2 separate regions of the Homo sapiens genome follow, and region 1 is linked to region 2. A link is an interaction called in ENCODE POLR2A ChIA-PET data of the cell type or tissue named here. Cell type or tissue: K562. All regions are shown on one strand. Links, peaks and the distances in the headings refer to the core of each region. The heading gives the core; the rest is flanking DNA. Region 1 overlaps SMG6 (SMG6 nonsense mediated mRNA decay factor). Region 2 overlaps RPA1 (replication protein A1).

Region 1 (2,912 bases), core at 179-2,678, 450 kb before region 2:
TCATATGCTATGCCGAAGAGTTTGGACTTCATTCTGAAAGCACTGGGGAACCATTAATTGATTTTTTAGTAAATGGATAAGGTAGATTTGTTCTTAGAACCAGTCACTTGGGCAAATTGGTGAGTTTGAATGGGAGCTGGGCAAGAGTGGAGATAGAGGAGTCAGGTTGTAGGTCTGAACTAAGATAGAGGTCGTGGAGATGGGAAAGAGAAGACAGATTGGAAAGAAAGAAAGGAAATAGAATGGAATTGTTGACTGATTTGGTGTGAGGGATGAGATTGGAGGCATGAAGAGTCTGAATCATCTCCCAGCTGGTAGTCCAGGGGAGTGGCTGCAAAGGAAAGAGATTGGTTCAGGTTTGGATATGCTGATGTGGAGGTGTGTGTGTTACAGGAACTTGAAAGTGAACAAGTGAATATTGTGGTCTCTCTGGAGGTCAGGAGAAAGCTGGGCTGGTGATATAGATTCATGAGTCATCATGATACAGGTGGTGGTTGAAGCAAAAGTTGGGGTACTGGGAAGGCTGGCCAGAAACGGGGGTTACATTTCAAGGTGGGGGTAGGTAAAATTGTCAAGTGCAATGGAGCTGTCAAATGTTAAGATTACTAAAAAGTGTCCGTTGGATTGGATGAACTTATCAAGAGTTAATTTAGTTGGGGAAACTGGAAGCCGGATTGTAGTGAAGAGAGATAAAGCAGTAGAGATTGCCAGAGAGTAATATAGACCATTCTTTTAAGCATCTTGGCTGCGAAGACAAGGAGGGAAGACAGCTAAAAGAACATAGGGTTCTAAGAGAAGGTTTTTTGTTCTTTGTTTTTCGTTTTTTTTGTCTGTACCACGCCTGGCCAGTTTTTGTTTTAAGATTGGAAAGTTGAGCATATTTAGGAAGCAGTTAGAGATGCATTAGGGAGAGCAGCGTGATTTATGGAGCAGAGGCTTCCTCTTGCCTTTTTGCTCCTTCTACTACATACACACTTTCTTACTGATGGACAGATGTTTTTGGCTGGGCGCAGTGGCTCACTCTTTAATCCCAGCCCTTTGGGAGGCCAAGGCAGGCAGATCACCTGAGGTCAGGAGTTTGAGACCAGCCTGGCCCAACATGGCGAAACCCCCTCTCTACTAAAAATACAAAAATTAGCTGGGTGTGGTGGTGCATGCCTGTAATCCCAGCTACTCAGGAGGCTGAGACAGGAGAATCGCTTAAAAACCAGAAGGCAGTGGTTGCAGTGAGCTAAGACTGCGTTATTGCACTCTAGCCTGGGCAACAAAGTGAGACTCTATCTCAAAAAAAAAAAAAAGTGTTTATTGAGTTCCTCTTACATGCTTGGTGGTATTTTAGGCAGAGGCAATTCAGTGCAGATTGAAAAAAAACCGTGCTCCTGTTTCTTGGAGTTTAGTGTTTGATTGCTGGTGAGTACAGACTTTGGATGAGTAATTGCTGATGGAGTGACTTTTGCCAAGGATGTTGGGGGTGTATACTGTAAAGGGTTAACCTAGTTTTAAAGAATCCTGTGAGACTGAGAAAATCATAGTTAAACTAACGCTGAAGGCCGAAAGCTTCAGCCAGGTGAAGGTGTATGTGTAGATGCAAGGAGAGGAACATTTTAGGGGAAGAGGACAATATACTTAAAGGCCCTGAAGTGGAGAACACCGTGGTGTGTTAGGGGAACTTTGGAGTCTGGTCTGACTGAGGTACAGAAAGTGACCGGGAATATGGTGCTGATGAGGTAAGCAGAGGCTCAATCGTCCAGGACTTCATGCTGAGGCTGACGGAGAGCCTTTGAAAGAATTTGTTTTGTTTTGTTTTGTTTTTGTCTCTTACCAACATGACAAAGTGGATGTAGTATGGAGGCATAATCAGTTCTCTTTGTGCTTTATCAGTTAAATACAGAGGATTCTTAACACCTTTGGGGATGTTCATTCATAGAATCTGTGGAACAGTTAGGACTTGGGGTATGTGATATGTAGTCATTATAACTTTGCTGAGGTACAAATTTGAGTTATGTGCTAGGTAGGAGGTTAATGTGCAGTAGCTATTTCGCTTAGTGAGTGTGCCTTCCTGAGGGGTCAGTATCTTCTTCTCAATGAAGCTTTGTTCTTTATTCAGTGATATGTTAATTTCTTTTGTGTGGAGTGGAGTGGAATTATATTGTGTGCTGTGAGGTGGTGTTCCCTAGGGAGATATTTTGGGGGGCACATGCCTTGGGATTGGTTTACTCTGTTTTCTGAGTGACAGATGCCAAGCCAATCAGTGAGAAAACACATAGTCCTGCACAGTGTGTGGCACGTTGTTAATGTGTGATAAAGGACGATCCATTGTTTTAGGTGAAGGTAATGTAATGCCGTGGTACAATTCAGTGATGTTAACAGTTTGAAGAAAGACTATAATGATGGCAAAAAAAGTGGGTGGGCGTGATGGCTCACGCCTGTAATCCCAGCACTTTGGGATGCTGAGGCAGGCACATGGATCACTTGAGGCCAGGAGTTTGAGACCAGCCTGGGCAACATGGCGAAACCCTGTCTCTATTAAAAATAAAAAAATTAGCCAGGCATGGTGGCGCATGCCTATCATCCCAGTTACTCAGGAGGCTGAGGCACGAGAATCACTTGAGCTCAGGAGGTGGAGGTTGCAGTGAGCTGAGATCACGCCACTACACTCCAGCCTGGGCAACAGAGTGAGACGCTGTCTCAGAAATTATTAGGGGGGAAAAAAAAGAATAGAGTAAACAATTGTTTTCATATTTGTTTGTCTCTTTATAGTTTATAAAATATTTTTACATTTATTTCCTCCAGTTACCCTATAGAGTAGTTACTTTTACATTCAGGTGAAGAAACTGAGTCCCAGAGCATCTCAAAGACTTCCTTGAGATCCAACACTATTCCGTAGAGTCAGATCTCCTGACTACTAATAT
Region 2 (2,912 bases), core at 299-2,798:
AGCTGGGCGTGGTGGCGCATGCCTGTAATCCCAGCTGCTGGGGAGGCTGAGACAGGAGAATCGCTTGAACCCAGGAGGCGGAGGTTGCAGGGAGCTGAGATCGCACCACTGCACTCCAGCCTGGGCGACAGAGTGAGGCTCCCTCTCAAAATAAAAAATAAAAAGATTAAAAAGGAACAGATAAAACTTCCTTTATTTGTAGACAATATGATCGTTTACATAGAAAATCCTAAGGTATCTATAAAAACTAGTAAGTTGATTTAGCAAGTTTGCAGGACACAAGGCTGGTGTGGAATAATCACTTGTATTTCAATATACTAGCAATAAACAACTGAAGAATGAAATTTTCAAAAATGCCACTTAAACACCATCAAAAGAACTTTCTTTATTTTATTTTATTTTTTTTGAGACGGAGTTTCGCTCTGTCGTGCTAGAGCGTGGTGGTGCAATCTCAGCTCACTGCAACCTCTAATGCCCGGGTTCAAGCAATTCTCCTGCTGCAGCCTCCCGCGTAGCTGGGGTTACAGGCATGCACCACCACACCTGGCTAATTTTTGTATTTTTAGTAGAGACAGGGTTTCACTACGTTGGCCAGGCTGGTCTCAAACTCCTGACCTCTGGTGATCTGCCCGCCTCAGCCTCCCAAAAAGTGCTGGGATTACAGGCGTGAGCCACCGTGCCAGGCTTCAAAAGTAAATTATTTAGGGATATATTTAACAGTATACATATGTAAGAACTGCACACCGAAAACTACCAACAAGGCTGCAAACGGCGGCTCTTGCCTATAATCCCAGCATTTCGGAGACGGAAGCAGGAGGATCGCTTGAGCTCAGGAGTTCGAGACCAGTCGGGGCAACAGAAGGAGACCTGTCTCTATAAAAAATTAGCCAGGTGGTGGCTCACGCCTGTAATCCTAGCACTTTGGGAGGCCAAGGTGGGAGGATCACGAGGTCAGGAGATTGAGACCATCCCGGCTAACACGGTGAAACCCTGTCTCTGCTAAAAATATAAAAAATTAACCGGGCGTGGTGGGACGTGCCTGTAGTCCCAGCTATTTGGGAGGCTGAGGCAGGAGAATTGCTTGAACCTGGGAGGCGGAGGTTGCAGTGAGCTGAGATCGCGCCACTGCACTCCAACCTGGGCAGCACAGAAAGAATCCATCTCAAAAAAAATTAGCCAGGTATGTGGTGCACACCTGTAGTCCCAGCTACTCAGAAAGCTGAGGAAGAATCACTCGAGCCCAGGAGGTCTAGGCTGTAGTGAGCTGTGATTGCACCACTGCACTCCAGCCTGGGTGACAAAGCATGACCCTGTCTCAAAACAAACAAACAAACGTCTGTTTTCATTTTCTTTTTCTTTTTTTTTATTGTACTTTGTTTCTCTATACTTCAGTGTATGCAAAGGGATCAGCACTTTGGGAGGCTGAGACAGGAGGATCGCTTGAGGTCAGGAGTTCGAGACCAACCTGGCCAACATGGTGAAACCCCGTCTCTACAAAAAATACAAAAAGTAGTTGGGTGTGGTGGCACATGCCTATAGTCCCAGCTACTCGAGAGGCTGAGGCAGGAGGATTGTTTGCATCTGGGAAGCAGAGGCTGCAGTAAGGTGAGATGGCACCACTGTACTCTACCTGAGTGATAGTAAAGCCCTGTCTCAAAAAAAAAAAAAAAAAAAAAAAAACTAGCTGGGCGCAGTCGTCCCAGCTACTCAGAGGGTGAGGAGGGAGGATCACTTGAGCCAGGGAGATAAAGCTGCAGTAAACTATGATCATGTATGTCACTGCACTCCAGCTTGGATGACTAAGTGAGATCCTGTCTCAAAAAAAAAAAAAAATGAAGCTAGAGGCCAGGCACGGTGGCTCACGCCTGTACTCCCAGCATTTTGGGAGCCCAAGGCAGGTGGATCACATGAGGTTGGGAGATCAAGACTAGCCCAGCCAGCATAGTGAAACCCCGTCTCTACTAAAAATATAAAAATTGGCTGGGTGTGGTGGCGGGCACCTGTAATCCCAGCTATTCAGGAGGCTGAGGTAGGAGAATCGCTTGAACCCGAGAGGTGGAGGTTGCAGTGAGCCGAGATCTCACCACTGCACTCCAGCCTGGCGACAGAGCTAGACTCCATCTCAAAAAAAATAAAAAATAAAAAATAAAAATGAAGCTGGAGAATTTACAATGCCAGATTTCAAGATTTACTATAAATCTTCAATGTTTATGATGATGTGGTATTGACATAAGCACCAACATAGAAATCAATTGACATTCCAGAAACAGATACACATATACAGTCCATTGATTTTATATAAAGTGACTAAGGGGCCGGGCGCAGTGGCTCACGCCTGTAATCCCAGCACTTTGGGAGGCCGAGGCAGGTGGATCACGACGAGGTCAGGAGATTGGGACCATCCCGGCTAACACGGTGAAATACCGTCTCTACTAAAAATACAAAAAAAAATTAGCCGGGCATGGTGGCGGGTGCCTGTAGTCCCAGCTACTCGGGAGGCTGAGGCAGGAGAATGCTGTGAATCCGGGAGGTGGAGCTTGCAGTGAGCCGAGATCGTGCCACTGCACTCCAGCCTGGGTGACAGAGCGAGGCTCCATCTCAAAAATAAAAAATTAAAAAAATAAATAAATAAAGTGACTAAGTAACTCAATGAAATGGGATAGTGTTTTCAATAAACAGGGCTGGAACAACTGAATATCTGTATTTAAAAAAGAGCTATATATCATAGATAAAATAGTAAACTTGAAATGCATTACAGACCACAAGGCAAAGCGAAAACTATAAAACTTCTGGAAGAAAACACAGCATAAAAGATTTGTGACCTTGGGTCGGGTAGGCAAAGATTTCTTTTTTTTTTTTTTTTTTGAGACTGAGTTTCACTCTTGTTGCCCAGGCTGAAGTGCAATGGTGCG

The links. ChIA-PET counts read pairs that join two places held together with the same protein. Peaks named below come from ENCODE experiments on the same cell type or tissue, not always from the same donor. Only the 100,000 strongest peaks of a DNase experiment are listed, where the experiment ranks them.
Region 1: POLR2A ChIA-PET joins it to region 2 with 6 read pairs; 5 of 35 experiments call an interaction of 5 or more read pairs at or near these places.

What each region holds. Positions count from the first base shown.
Region 1 is chr17:2,293,266-2,296,177 of GRCh38, reverse strand. The region is part of intron 4 of SMG6 (SMG6 nonsense mediated mRNA decay factor); the gene reads left to right. Among named protein-coding and RNA genes, the nearest start is that of SMG6, 9.1 kb to the left of the region's middle. In K562, for the core only: no CTCF peak of the experiment used is centred there; no DNase peak of the experiment used is centred there.
Region 2 is chr17:1,838,557-1,841,468 of GRCh38, reverse strand. All of the region lies in intron 1 of RPA1 (replication protein A1), which reads right to left. Among named protein-coding and RNA genes, the nearest start is that of RPA1, 10 kb to the right of the region's middle. In K562, for the core only: no CTCF peak of the experiment used is centred there; a DNase peak (open chromatin) is centred at 1,748.